2 separate regions of the Mus musculus genome follow, and region 1 is linked to region 2. Evidence: chromatin contacts called from ENCODE Hi-C or POLR2A ChIA-PET data. All regions are on one chromosome and are shown on one strand. The core of a region is the stretch at or near the end of the contact, and the rest is flanking DNA. Distances in the headings are between cores, read along the strand shown.

Region 1 (7,027 bases), core at 1,277-3,776, 43 kb before region 2:
CTGTAGATCAGGCTGCCCTAAAACTCAGAGATCCGCTTGCCTCTGCCTCCCAAGTGCTGGGACTAAAGGTGTGCGCCACCACCGCCGCCTTCTTTTTGCTCTTTTGAGACAGGATCTCATTGTGTACCCCTGGCAGCCCTGGAACTCACTATGTAAACCAAGCTGGTACCTGGGAGGCAGAAGCAGGCTGGTCTGGAACTCACAGAGATCCACCTGCCTTTCCCTCCCAGGGCATGTGTCACAGTGCCTAGCATCTATCTATCTATCTATCTATCTATCTATCTATCTTCCTTCCTTCCTTTCTTTCCTTCTTTCTTTTTTTCAAGTGACTATTTTTACATTATTTACTTATTTATATTTATGGTAATTTGCCTGAAGGCTTATCTGTATGCTGCCTGATGCCTGGTGCCGCAGAGACCAGAGGAGGGTATCAGATCCCCAGGACTAGTTAACAGATGCTTGTAACTGGGTGCTAGAATTAAACCCATGTCCACTGGAAGAGAGCCAGTACTCTTAACAACTGAACCATCTCTCTGGCCACTAGGAACCATTTTTATCAGCCAAGTCATAGTCTCATCTGTATAAATAAGGGTAGTAGTTATAAAGAAGAGCTATAGAACAGTAAATAAGGCAGAGTATAAATTTGTCTTACATAGCTTGTGACATGTAACCAGTGAGGTGCTCGGCAGGTAAAGGCATGTGTCTCCACACCTAACAACCTGAGTCCATTTTCCTCAGACACACTTGACAGAAGAAGAGAACTAACTGCTAATTGTCTCTGACTGCCACATAGACACCATAGCATGTATGTGTGCACAAACGTACAAAATTAATTAATAAAAATTTAAAGTGATTAATAAATTGTTTCCCTGTTGCATATTGTCCTGTGATATATATAATTAAGAACATTGAAATTTTGAAGATAACTTGATTCAGTGAAATCTTATTATCTTCCTTACCACTGGAGATCTTGCAATGCTTTTTAAGAAAATGCCATCCCTTTAATCCCAACACTCGGGAGGCAGAGGCAGTATGATCTCTGTGAGTTCCTGGCCAGCCTGGTCTACAGAGTGAGTTCCAGGACAGCCAGAGCTGCACAGAGAGACTTATCTCAAAAAAACAAAGAAGAAAATGGCATCCATGTTATCTAATTGAAGACCCATTTCTCCCTTGGTTAATAAATGCAGTGCTGTTGACCACCGTCGCTTCTTGATTTGCATGGTATTATCTTATGATGCCACAGGAAGCATTGTCCTGAGTCTGCGACCATTCTTTCAGTTTCTGTACCTGAATTTCTTCTTGGATTAAACATTTTTTAAAAAATGATATTTATTTATTTATGTACATGTATGTGAAGATCAGTGGGCAACTTTCAGGACTCAGATCTGTCCTTCCACCATGTGGGTCCTAGGGATGGAACTCAGATCATTAGATGTAGCCAGTACCCTCACCTGCTGAGCCATGTCCCTTGCCCATTACAGGGTTCTAAAGATAGAGTCATTGTGTGTACTCTTGTGCCCCCCACCCCACCCCCATTTCCTTGAAGCAGTCTCTTGTCACCCATGCACCTTGACACTCAGCTCAGCCCTCGGCGCTGAGCTCCAGCTCTGAACCTGCTGTCTCCCTCACACTATCCTGTGCCTGGCTGCCCCACCCAACAAGCAGGGTGCAGCTAAATATATTATCTCTCAGGAGACTGCATCCCATCTTGGTGTTCTTTATGTTCATTTGTAGCACTGAACTACCCAGTGTTCCATTCACAAGTTTGGGATTCATGCCAGAATGTTTTGTTAAAAACAAAGTGCAAGTTTCCCAGGCTGGTGACCAAAATAGCTACCAGATTAGTGGTGCTGTCATTCAGTGGTTAAACTGCTTGTGCCTTGATAACAAAGGTTCTTTTCTTGGCCCTGTTACTAATTTTACATTGTCACATAGTAACATAACCAGATTACATGATGGTTTCACCATCTGTACCACAAAGGGAGAAATGTTGATGAGACTCTCAAATAAAACAAGCTTACAGATGCAGAATGGTGTTAGCTTATCTTTCTAGAATTTTTTCCAAGTGCTGGGACTAAAGGCGTGCGCCACCAACGCCCAGCTCTTTTTAGAATTCTTAAAAAAAAAAAAAAAAACTAGCACGAAAGCTATCCTATAGAAGCCCCCCCCCTTCAGAAGGAAGCAATTTAAGAATGTATGCGAGCACTTACAACACTAGCATCAGTAAGTGGGAGCAGACACACGTGCAGCATGGACAGGCGCTTAGTCCACAGAGGCTCCAAGAGGAAAGGGCCCGAAACAGAAGCTGCACGTCAGTTTTATTGTGGCCCTGTGCCTTGTTAAGGTCTAAGAGTTAAAGACAGCATCAGACTTGTTTTTCCCCTGTTGTTTCCTTCCAGAAAATTTAGTGCTTTCAAAGGTTTCAGCCTGCTGTGTCATCAGGAAGCTATTCTGGGTGCTGTGCCCTTGGAAAGAGGAAGGGACACATGATTCCCGTTGGTCATTTCTCCTCTTTGTTTTCAAAAGGATGTGCTATGGACGTGAGCTGTGGTTTGTTTTAATCACTTGGGGACCCCGGGAAGCTGTAATGGCATGACTGTAGTCTTAGCGGGATCTCGTCGTTGCCAGCTGCATCTGGGCCACCTTTACTGAGGCCAGGTGTATTGATAACATCTCTGTTCTGCTGCTTATGAATGTGGAGACAGTTCCTGAGATGGCTCAGCTAAGGTGAAAGGGCCCCTCCCCTACCACAAGAAGAAACTGCTTTAGCAGTGTAGATGGCCCAATTAAAATGATTTACTTTTTATGTGTATATTGTCTACATGTATGTATACCATGTGTGTGCCTGGTGCCCATGGAAGCCAGAAGAGGGCATTGGATGCCCTGGAACTGAAGTTACAGGTAGTTGTGGGCCACATGTGAATGCTGGTATCTGTCCTGTGCAAGAGCAGTCTGTACTCTTAACCTCAGAGCCATATCTCTCTAGCCTAAGGTAGCTTGATTTTGTTGAAGCCACCCCTCCACAAAAATACCCAATAGGGTTTCTCTGTATATAGCCCTGGTTGTCCTGGAACTCAGTCTGTAGACCAGGCTGGCCTCTGCTTTCCAAGTACTAGGATTAAAGTTGTGTGCCCCTGTGCCCAGCTCATAATACATTCCTTACTTGTTCACACTTTAACATATACCATAAAGACTCAGAAAAATAAACTCACCCATAAACTTAATAACAAGTAATAATATCACTTTTATCATTCTTTTGGATGTTCTTTATTTTATTTTATTTTATTTTTCTGTATATTTAAATTCTTATATTTAAAAGATAATTTTATGCCTTTTAAAATAGTTAAGATTGTACCATGTGTGTCACTTGGTAACCTACTTTAAAATGTTTAATTTTTGACTATATAATACACTTTACATGGTTACATGGCTAAAAAAGAATTTTTTAAGGTTCATTTATTATTATATCTAATAACACTGTAGCTGTCTTTAGATGCACCAGAAGAGGGAGTCAGATCTCATTACAGATGGTTGTGAGCCACCATGTGGTTGCTGGGATTTGAACTCAGGACCTTCAGAGGAGCAGTCAGTACTCTTAACCACTGAGCCATTCCTCTAGCCCTAAAAAACTTAAGAGTATAAAAAAATATAGTGAAGCCGGGCATAGTGGCGCACGCCTTTAATCCCAGCACTCGGGAGGCAGAGGCAGGCGGATTTCTGAGTTCGAGGCCAGCTTGGTCTATAAAGTGAGTTCCAGGTCAGCCAGGGCTACACAGAGAAACCCTGTCTCGAAAAACAAACAAACAAACAAATAGTAAAAAGTCTCTCATTATCTTCTGATCCTGTAAGTTACTACTTTTTACTAGCTTCCTTCCAGAGTGTGTGTACTTACAAAAGTAATACAAATAACTTCTTTTTGTGTGTCCTTATTGTTTGCTTTTGTTTTGTATTTTTGAGATAGGGTCTTGCTATGTAGCCCAGGCTAACCTTCTACTTGAGATCCTCCTGCTCTGTCTCCTGTATGCATTTACAGACATGGGGTACCATGCTCAGCTCCTGGTTTTTATATTAAATATGTATACATACATATATTTTAAAATATATCTACACATACGAATTATAGAAACAATCTAATGGGCTAACAAGATGTCTCAGTGAGTGCTTGCTGCCAAGTCTAACCACTTGAGGGACCAACTTGGTAGAAGTAGGGAACCAACTCCTACCAGTTTCCCTCAGATCCTCTGTACACTGTGACATAAATTTGAGGCAGGCGTATGCACACACACTATGTTAAAGCTGTGATTTGAGGTCAGTTAGAAGGTGTGTTAAGTGAAAAGGACAAGGTGTAAAATAGTGATGAGAATATGCTAACAACATAGAAATCTCTGGAGAAGACTGATTTGTCGTCTTTAAGCAGCTATTGATTATCTGTAGCTCTCCCATCTAGGGGTGAGGCCCTTGGAAATATTCCCCTCCACTCTGGCATTTCAACCGATGTTGTCACTGTGCCGGTCTTACTTAGGCAATCATATTGTTAAGACTTCATGGTGCGGCTTCCCTGTCACATACAGCAGTCGCTGCCCCCCAGCAGGCACCTTAACCTCTGGCTCTTACAGTTGTGTCCCCTGAGCCTTAGGTGTAAGGATTGCATTGTAGATCATGTAATCTTTTTTAAAACATTTCTACATTTACTTATTTATTGTGGGCGGCATGCACTCAGAGTTGGTTCTCTCTCCTCACCATATTGGTTCTGGGAATCTAACTCAGGTTGGCAGGCCTGGTCGCAGGCGTGTTTACCCGCTGACCCATCTTGTTGGCTGGCGTACAGTCTCTTTAATGTGCTTGTAGATTCAGGTTGTTAGTGCTTATTGGCAAGCTTTGTATTTATGTTCATTGGGGATTTTGGCCAACAGTTTTTGTTTGTTTGTTTATTTGTTTTGTTCTGTTTTTGTCTGGCTTTATATCACAGCTTTTTAGAGGTTGGTAATTTGTCTCGGAGCCATCTGGTTGTGAGCTCTGTTGTATTGGGACATATTTTGCCAATGATTTAAAAAGTATCATTCGAAATTACCCAAGGAGCTAAAGGGAACTGCAACTCTATAGGTGGAACAACAATATGAACTAACCAGTACCCGAGAGCTCTTGTCTTTAGCTGCATATGTATCAAAAGATGGCCTAGTCGGCCATCACTGCAAAGAGAGGCCCATTGGACTTGCAAACTTTATATGCCCCAGTACAGGGGAACGCCAGGGCCAAAAAGGGGGAGTGGGTGGGTAGGGGGTTGGGGGGGTGGGTATGGGGGACCTTTGGGATAGCATTGAAAATGTAAACAAGGAAAATACCTAATTTAAAAAAAGTATCATTCATTGCTCCGTTGAGGTTTTCTGTGTACTCTTAGTTCAGGTTTGGTAGATGAAATGAATCCCAGCTGCCTGTCTCACTGGGTTACAGTGAGCGCTACATCACCTGAGTTCTGGAGATTGAACCCAGCACTCTACTGGCTGAAATTTAACTATCGTTACGTGTTTTCCAATGAATGTGCATATAATTCTTTATAGTCGTCCCTACCATTGACCTGATATGACCCTACTCCCACCCCCACCCCCAGTCCTTGGACTAGAACCCAGAGCCTTAGTGTTTGTTTGTTTGTTTGTTTGTTTGTTTTTAACAACTAGTTGGATTAGTTTTAAGAACTACCTTGTGGGGAACTGAACAGTGCAGAGAAAACGATCAGAAGGCAGGTAACACTCACTGTACGCCTTCCAGGAGAATGAAGGTTTAGGGCTCAGCCAGTAGAGTGCTCCCATGCAAGGAACTGGGTTCAATCTCAGGAACCCAGGAGAGGTGGTGCTCACTGTAATCTAGTGATGCTGAGGCAGAGACAGGAGGCTCCTTGGCATTTACAGACCAGCCAGCCAGGCCAGCCCACCATGGAGCTCTACTGAGAGACGTCTCAAAAACAGGAAAAGTACTCCTGAGGCTCCTCACCCAAGCTTGATCTCTAACTTCTGTGAACATGGGGACACATCACCCATATACACAAAACGGGCAGCCTTGTGGAAGCAGACTATGCTCATCCTCTCCCTCCTCCCCTCCCCTCCTCCTTCCCGCCCTTCTGTTCTGTTTTCTTGTTTTGGAAATAAGGTCTCCTCCTTGCACTCAAGATCTTCTGCCTCCACATCGCAAGAGTTGATATTACAGACCCGTGCTGCTGGGTCCAGCCTTTGTTTCTCTCTGTCTATCTCTGTGTCTGTCTGTCTGTCCCCCTCTCTCTCACTATCAACAGCTGCCTGAAACTTTGGGTGAGTGGCATCTGCTCACGCTGGTGTTTGTTTGGCAGGTGTGTTGCCGCCAGGCTGATTACTGGCAGTTTGTGAAAGACATTCGGTGGCTCAGCCCGCACTCAGCCCTTCACGTGGAGAAGGTAAGAGTGAAAGGGGAGCTGGCTCACTGGGGTGTGGCTGCAAGTCTTCAAGGGTATTCTGTTGAAAGAGTCTTTGCTCCCTGAGATAGCAGTCACCCACTCAGCGGGGAGGCTTAACCAACCAAGCAGCCTTACAGGTTCAGGGTGCTTTCTCATCTCCTGGGAAAGAGCTTAATGAAACTCTTAAATATCACATCTTTAATCCAGAGCTTGATAGGCAGAGGCAGGTGGATCTCTGTGAGTTCAAGAACAGCCTGGTCTACAGAGCAAGTTGAGACAGTCAAACCTACACAGAGAGACCCTGCCTCAAAACAACAACGACAATCACACAGACAAAAATGTCTAGGCCCAGTGGCAAGAGTTTGAGTGCAGAAAGGTGCAGCAGGCAGAGAGAAGCGCAGTTTCTGGCCAGAGTCCAGAGTCCAGTGCTCTGAGGGCCTCCTTAAGAGCTTTGCCTTGTTCTGGATTCTCAAGTCTCCGGCTCCACACAGCACTCCGTGTGTCCAGCTAGGGAAACAGTCCAACAAAGTTACATAGCTGGTTCTAGAATAATCACTGACCATTTTATGTGTGCTCTTAACTTTTTATTATAGAGAAATTTAA
Region 2 (7,357 bases), core at 1,375-3,874:
AGGCATCCCCGCAAGATGGGTGAAGAGATAGTCAAATCATCTAGACAAGCCACACCTAAGTCTTTGCTTCTACTACATGGAAACACCCCCCCCTCCCCGTTGAAGTCATCAGGGCGACACCCATAGACCTCTGAGAGAAGAAAAAAAAAATCCCCTTCTAGGGCTGGAAAGATGGCTCAGGGGTTAAGAGCACTGACTGCTCTTTCAGAGGTCCAGAGTTCAAATCCCAGCAACCACATGGTGGCTCACAACCACCTGTAATGGGATCTGATGCCTTCTTCTGGTGTGTCTGAAGACAGCTACAGTGCACTTATATACATAAAATAAAATAAATCTTTAAAAAAATTTCCCTTCTAGCCAGGCAGTGGTGGTGCACACCTTTAATCCCAGAACTAGTGGAGGCAAGACACCAGAGGCAGCCAGATCTCTGTGAGTTCAAAGCTAGCCTGGTCTACAGAGTGAGTTCTAGGACAGCCAGGGCTACATACACAGAGAAACCTCGTCTTTAAAAGGAAAAAAAGTGTCTCTTCATGTAACCCAACCCAAGGCCCTGAGAAGTCGATGAGCTCACTGGAATATGAGTATTATGCCTGCAGCTCCCATTATACTTAAGCCGCATGCTTTCTCCCCAATAGTAGGACTAAAGGAAAGCTGTCCACTCTCAACACTTTAACTCATCACAGTGAAACAAGTTCTAGCCACTCTAAAAAGGTGGGAAAAGGAAATGAGATAGATCTGTGTTTGCAGATGTCACGGTTATGTAGAAAGTCCCAAGGAATTTGTTTCTAAAAACAAATCTAGAATAATGGAGTGAGCCCTGCTGACACATGGTGTATGACTTTGACCTCTGGGGCTGTGAGAAGACAGATCTCTTCTATTTTATTAGCTAGTTTAGAGAGCGGGTCTCGCTAAATCATAGCCTTCTTGGCCACTGGCTCCCTGAGAGCCAGTTTTCCATCCCAGCTTCTGCACTTTTAAAGATTATTATTATACCATTATGCTTCCAGCTACACATTGCAGGAACCCTACCAAGACACCAGACAAAAGACAGTTTGTTTTCCTAACATTTCAAGAGCCCCAGGGGAAGCACACCAATTGATGCCTCTGGTTTGCTTACATAGTGATTCCTTTGCGGCCCAGGCTCCTTCCATCCTTCTGTCCTGTCAGGCTCAGCATACCGCCATTTGCTTTATCTGCATGTCTTTACCTGGTGATTGTTGTTGCCACATAAACAAACAAAAAAATCTAATAAAGGTAGGAAGGGGCAGGTGAGGACACTCAGAGGATAAAGTGCTCACTTTGTGAGCCTAACAACCTGAGTTTGAGCCTCAGAACCCATGATGGAAGGAGCGAGCTGATTCTCAAAACTAGTCTTTTGGCATCCAAATGCGTGTGTGTATGCGTGCCCCCTCCCCTATGATAGCTAAAATATAAATTTAAAAAGCATAAGTAAAAATGCCAGAGAGAAATGGGGTGTTATATCAGAGTTCTCTAGAGAAACAGAACTGGTAGAATTTATGTATATTAAAATGGGATCTATTAAAATGGCACACAGGCTCTGGTCTGGCTAGTCCAGCATTGGCTGTTGCCTGATGGAAAGGCCAAGAATCCGGCAGTTGTTCCATCCATGAGGCTGGCTGTCTCAGCTGGTCTTCACCCTGTGATGGGGTCCCAAAGAAGTGGGCTCTAATAGAGAAAGAATGTCTCAGCAGCAGGATAGATGAACTTGCCAGCAAGAATGAGGGTAGGCAGGCAAAAAACCAAACCAAACCAAAAACCCCAAACCCCTGCTTTGTCCGTGATCTTTTCCGAGGGCTGCTGCCAGGTGTGGCCCAGATTTAGGGTGAGTGTTTTCACCAGCTTCCAGTGGAAGGTCACAGGGTGGGGTTAGGAGTGGCTATTCTCTGTCTTAGGCACCCACCATCCCTTCAAAAGCAGAGCCTCTGATGCATTCAGGGATTGATTAGAACCTGTTTGGGCCAAAGACGTAACCAATTTCAAATCATAGTCATTTCTGAATGCCCAACAGAGTCGATTCTTTGCATTTTTAAATAGGAGCTAAGGGAAAATTTCTTTATCCCTTAACCTTGAGATGACTTTGCCTCAACCTTCAGCTTTATGTCAGAACTGTAACAGTTCTGCCAGGCGCAGGGTCTCTGCAAGGGAACTGAGGTGCCCCGCTCATTGCTGTAGCTGATGGGACCACTCTTACTATATCTCTCATTTTGATTGGGACAGCACTGGACAGGGAGCTGGGGGACCAGCGCTGTCACCTCAGCTCTCCATATTAAACTGTGTGAGTCCAAAGTATCCTTTGTCTTCCCAGGCCTCAGTGTCCTTGTCTATAAAATGGGAAGGTCAGATACGCACGGAGGCCCTCTGCCACTTTGGCATTTCAGATTCTTCCCAGAGCGTGGGTATAAAAAGATATAAAAATTACCTCTGTTTGGCTAAGTCAATCCCAGCAGCTGAAACACCTGTGCCACACAGCCACGGTGCCACCCCCTTGCCAATCACCAGGTGTCACCTGGCTCCTCCTCTGTGTGGAGACACTGGACAAGTGCTCTCCAGTGAGTAGCTATTGGAGCTGGACCTTGATCCCTGAAGCACTTCTGCATCTATTGAGCCTGAAGCCATGTGGTTTGCCTTTCTCCTCCTGCTGTGGCTGGGCCCTGTGATTCCAAACCAGAAGGCAGGTGAGGAGAACTGAGCTGACCCCTATTTGAGAGGTCAAAGAGACCCTGTGTTTGTTCTCATTTCATTTAGTCAATCAATATTATTTATTTCTGGTCAGATACGCCACCTTCTGATGGCTAGAACCCACTCACTGATCTGATCAGGTAACCCACTTACTCAGACATCACTTGTATCCTAAATGTGCTTGGTGTGGCTTCTGGGTGTGTCCACACAGCTGTCTCTGCAGCAAGCTTGGAGCCTGCTTGGGAAGGCTGTGGAGTCTTCAGAGGTGGTTCTGGTGTGTACACTTTTGGAGGAGGCATGAGGGATTAGGAGGGATGGTGAGCGTAAAAAGCCCAGGTCCAGATGAACAGCAGCCTGGTCCATCAGCCGCCACCCACTAGTTGATCAGGATGGCTAAAAATATACCTGGAAGTACAGCAGGAAATCCATGACTCTTATTGTTGTTATTGTTTTGCGTGTGGGGGGAGGTGTTGTTTGTATGTATGTATGTATGTATGTATGTATGTATGTATGTATGAATGAATGTATGTGCACTATGTGTGTTCCTGGTGCTCCCAGAAGCCAGAAGATTCTTGGAACTGGAGTTAGAGATGGTTGTGAGCTGCCACATGGGTGCTGGGAATTGAACCCGGGTCCCCTGGAAGATCATCCAACGCTCTTAACTGCTGAGCCATCATTCCAGCCCAGGAAATTCAATAAAGGTTTCTCTTCCCAAGCCTTTCTGCTGCCCTGCACCCCCTTCCCACACTCCACACCCCCTTCCATACCCCACACCACTCTCACCTTCTCTAGAAACTTGCCAAAGCCTTGCTCTAGAGGGAGCCAACCTGGCTACCCTGGGTTCTTCACATTTTTACCTTGCTTTAAAGTTTGAGACAGGGTCTCACTAAGTTACCCAGGCTGGCTTGAGCTCACTCTGTAGTCCAAGCAGCCAATGGATTTGAGGTTCTCTTTCCTCAGGCTCCCACAGTCTGTGGGAGTGCCTGGTGATATGTTTCTTTATTTGTTTGTTTGTTTGTTTGTTTGCTTGTTTGTTTGTTTTGAAACAGGGTCTCACTATGTAGCTCCGGCTGTCCTAGAACTCACTATGTAGACCAGGCTAGCCTAGTACAAATCTGCCTGCCTCTGCCTAACTCTGCCCCCTGAGTGCTGGAACTAAAGGCGGGCACCACCACGCTTGGCTACGATGTTTGATTTTTATTTGTTTGTTTGGTTGGTTTTAGGTTTTGGGTTTTTTTTTTGAGACAGGGTTTCTCTGTGTAGCCCTGGCTGTCCTGGAACTCACTCTGTAGACCAGGTTGGCCTTAGACTCAGAAATCTGCCTGCCTCTGCCTCCCAAGTGCTGAGTCATTAGGACATTTTCAGACAAATTTAACATTCCTTAATCTCCTTCTATTTCCCTCCTCCAGATCCCTGTCCCTCCTCCCTGTCCTTCCTGCTTTCATGTCACATATATTCGATTATCCCACTCACTATTCTCTTTCCTTCCCTCCCCAACCCTTCCTGAAGACTTCTTCTCCCCCTGTCATGGTGCCCTTTCTAGTTTCATAACTGACACCCACGCCCACATACATGCACATATGCAGTCACTAAAATCTAGGCTCAACTCGTAGAGGAAAAGATGTGTTTGTCTTCACTTAGCACAGATATTCTCCAGTCTCACCCACTTTTCCGAGAATGTCGTGACTGTATTTTCCTTTATAGCTGAAGGAAGGCTGGGTTCAAGTGTGACCTTGATATGTAAGAACCATTTCTGCTAATGGATTTGGACAGGCCTCCCAAGCTGATGACACAGCATACACCAAGGCTCAGAAGCAGGTGCAGGCAAGGTGTGACACTCTTGGGAGCGGGGTGATAGGAAAGCCAGAAAGATGCTGCTTCTCCAGGTTTGCAGCCAGCTCAAGCATGGCTTTGGGTACCATCCTCCATCTATAGAATGAGAGCCTCTCTCTAGACTTTCAGGCTTTTCTGGCTCCGATCCATTTTTACAAGCATTAATTGTTCTGTGACCTAGTTCACTCATCCATGGAGCTAAGGCAACTTTTAAAGCAACTTATTCTTGTATTTAATGCATGCAGGTCTATTTGGTTCAATTTAATTCTGCCTGGCTCCATTCCATCCTGTGTCACACTGCCCATCAGTCACAGTAAAGTAAACACCATCGGATTGATCTCTGATTCACAAACAAGGCCACCCTTCATTTGGACGCTTCTCCCACCCTTGCTCTTTAGTTGATTCTTGGTCTTAGATGCTTGAGAAGAGGGATGGCTTAGGGATGGAGTAAGCCACCAGTAGGAGGCCCCTGAACTGAGTGTGAACTGGAGCCTGAGGCTCAGCCAGAGCCCCAGCCCTGCCCACTCTTACTTTGAGAGGTCCCGGACCTCTGCTCTCTGCACTTCAGACTCCTGTTTTCACAACACTTTGGCTTGGCCACACCCAGCCTTGCTTCCTTTCAAAGGCCAGCTTCTGTTGACCCTGTCAACTCTGAAAGTCCTCAAGTTTATCCTTAAACAAGGCCCCTGGCAGGTGCTAAGCTAACAGGAATCAATTGAAAAGAAAGCAAGCAGCATTAAAATTAAAATTAAGCTATCTGGGCCCAGTCCCATGAACCAGACTCTCCAGGAACATACCTCACCCCCGCCTGCCCAGTTTCATTTTTTCCTATCTCTTAAAAGAGGTGCACCTGCTTATTTGTGGTTTAATAAACAGATAACCACTGAGTTGAGCAACTTAGGGAAATGGTTAGGGAAGCAGAGCTGACGAAACTTACACGGATGGTGCCTAGCTTCCACTCTACAGAGATTCGCTCTTCCTTTTGTGCCCGTTCCCCTCAAAGCACCACAGTTAAGTCTTACTTACAGTCAGGCCTGGGAGCTGGCTCAGATGCCTTTCCGTCAGTGGTTTGAGGTAGGTGTTTGGTTTCAGACAAGGGATAGAGGAACAACCAAGGCACACCTGGCCTCCAGGTTCTCCCAGCATCCTTCAGTCTACCTGGCATACCCTGCCCCCATCCTTGAACTTTCCAGCAAAGGGACTGGGCTGCTCTTCCCCCAGAGGCTCTTCCCTATATAATTCAGTCATTTTGCACTTTCCCTCCCCCCTCTCCCTCCCTCCCTCCCTCCCCTCTCTTTCTCCCTTCTCCCCCTCCCCCTCTCTTCCTCTCTCTCTCTCTCTCTCTCTCTCTCTCTCTCTCTCTCTCGCCTCTCTTCCCTTTCTTCCTTTTCCTCTTCTCTTCTAATATGCCCTTTCTCCCTTTCTCTCTCCCCACCCTCTTCCCCATGGAGATTCTCCTGACCTCAATCCTTTGGGTCAGCAAACTTGCCCAAGAGCAGCTTCCCAATAAACCTGCCTTTAATATAACCTAATCTGGCTTGAATTGGCTCATTTCACTGGCAGTGAAGAAATAACCTCTCAGTAGGAATCCAAAGACACTCTTTGGCATATGCATGCACGTTCATTTGTGCCTGCACCGTTTGTAAAACCTCTGTCTTTTTAAATGTCTCCTCTCCTCCAGGCAGTTGTTCCCAGCCCCAGCCTCTCTGCTGCCCCGGAGAGGATTATGGCTGCAAGAGAGGAAACTGCTATTGTGATAAATTCTGCCGTGTGCTATCAGACTGCTGCCCAGACCACGAGACCCTCTGCAACTCCAGTGACCTGCATGCAGGCTCTCTTCCACCCGTGGCTCAGCTGGATGCTGTAACCCACAGAGGCAAGCCTGGACTTTAGATGGTGGCCGCTATGGAGTGGGTGGCACCACATCCTGATGGTCCTGCAGTTCTTATAGTCTATGCATTTCACGCTCAAAACTTCTTCACGTTCCTCTCGACTCCCTTCACCTGCTGCTCTCCCCCAAGCCTCTCTTTAGGTCCCACAGGGAGAGGCTGAGCTATCAGTGGTGAAAACCAGGCTAGGAAAGGTGGTGGGCCCAACCTTTTCTTGCTCTATGTATGCCGCTTGGCCTTGCTTGGAGATGTCAGAGCAGAAGAGTCCTCAGAGAGGTGTTGGGGATGTTGACCAGAAGTGGGCTGGGGGAGAGGAGCACGGATGAAGACAAGGCCTTCACCCTGTGTTCCAGCCTTTCACACTCCCAAGATGGTGCTACAGATGGTGCTGAGGACCGAGAGGCCACTCGACTCAGCCAGGAACAATCAAGATTTGGTACAAAACATGGTGAGTGCCCTGAGCGGGGGTGGGGGGGTGGGGGGTGGGTGTGTGTGTGTGGGGGGAATTCCTGCCTCTCTTCTAGGACTCAAGGGAGGGGGGGATTTATAAAAAAAGGAGAACCAGGGATATGTTTTTGTAGAGCGAAGTATGGTGAGATGGGAGGGGGTGCCTCAGTAGGCCCATGTTGAGGCATCCCTTCCCCCGAAGTACTAACCATATGACATAGTATGGAATAGAGTTTATTTAGGGCGTGGGCAGGGGAGTTGGGGAGAGAGTAGACAGAGATGAGGGTGTGGGTAGAGGAAGGGACTGAGGGAGGGACTGAGGGAGGGATGGAGGGAGGGAGGGAGGGAGGGAGGAAGGGAGGGAGGGAGAGAGGGGAGGAGGAGGGGAGAGGAGGGGAGAGGAGAGGAGAGGAGAGGAGAGGAGAGGAGAGGAGAGGAGAGGAGAGGAGAGGAGAGGAGAGGCCAGCTAGGAACACAGAGGGGGAGAG

The links. A loop is a pair of places that touch in the nucleus more often than their neighbours do. ChIA-PET counts read pairs that join two places held with the same protein, here RNA polymerase II (POLR2A).
Region 1: a loop to region 2 is called in a map of heart, with 2.3 times the contacts of the local background. The contact joins the enhancer-like site here to the promoter of Smbd1 in region 2. A Hi-C loop is called at or near these places in 7 of 37 maps with a recorded cell type or tissue (CH12.LX, T-helper 17 cell, gastrocnemius and 2 more). POLR2A ChIA-PET finds 5 or more read pairs at or near these places in 3 of 5 experiments (Patski and embryonic stem cell).

What each region holds. Positions count from the first base shown.
Region 1 is chr16:32,849,075-32,856,101 of GRCm38, reverse strand. It overlaps Rubcn (RUN domain and cysteine-rich domain containing, Beclin 1-interacting protein), which reads left to right. Exons shown (of 19, transcript NM_172615.4): 3 at 6,341-6,424. Among named protein-coding and RNA genes, the nearest start is that of Rubcn, 16 kb to the left of the region's middle. RefSeq lists an enhancer at 233-4,018. Within about 2 kb of position 2,526, at least 1 of the 3 ENCODE cell types and tissues checked has a DNase peak (open chromatin) inside an H3K27ac peak, as active enhancers do; it is heart, where a contact is called at or near this core.
Region 2 is chr16:32,805,713-32,813,069 of GRCm38, reverse strand. It overlaps Smbd1 (somatomedin B domain containing 1), which reads left to right and starts at 2,624. Exons shown (of 4, transcript NM_001256309.1): 1 at 2,624-2,696; 2 at 6,215-6,409; 3 at 6,776-6,870. The coding sequence starts at 2,636.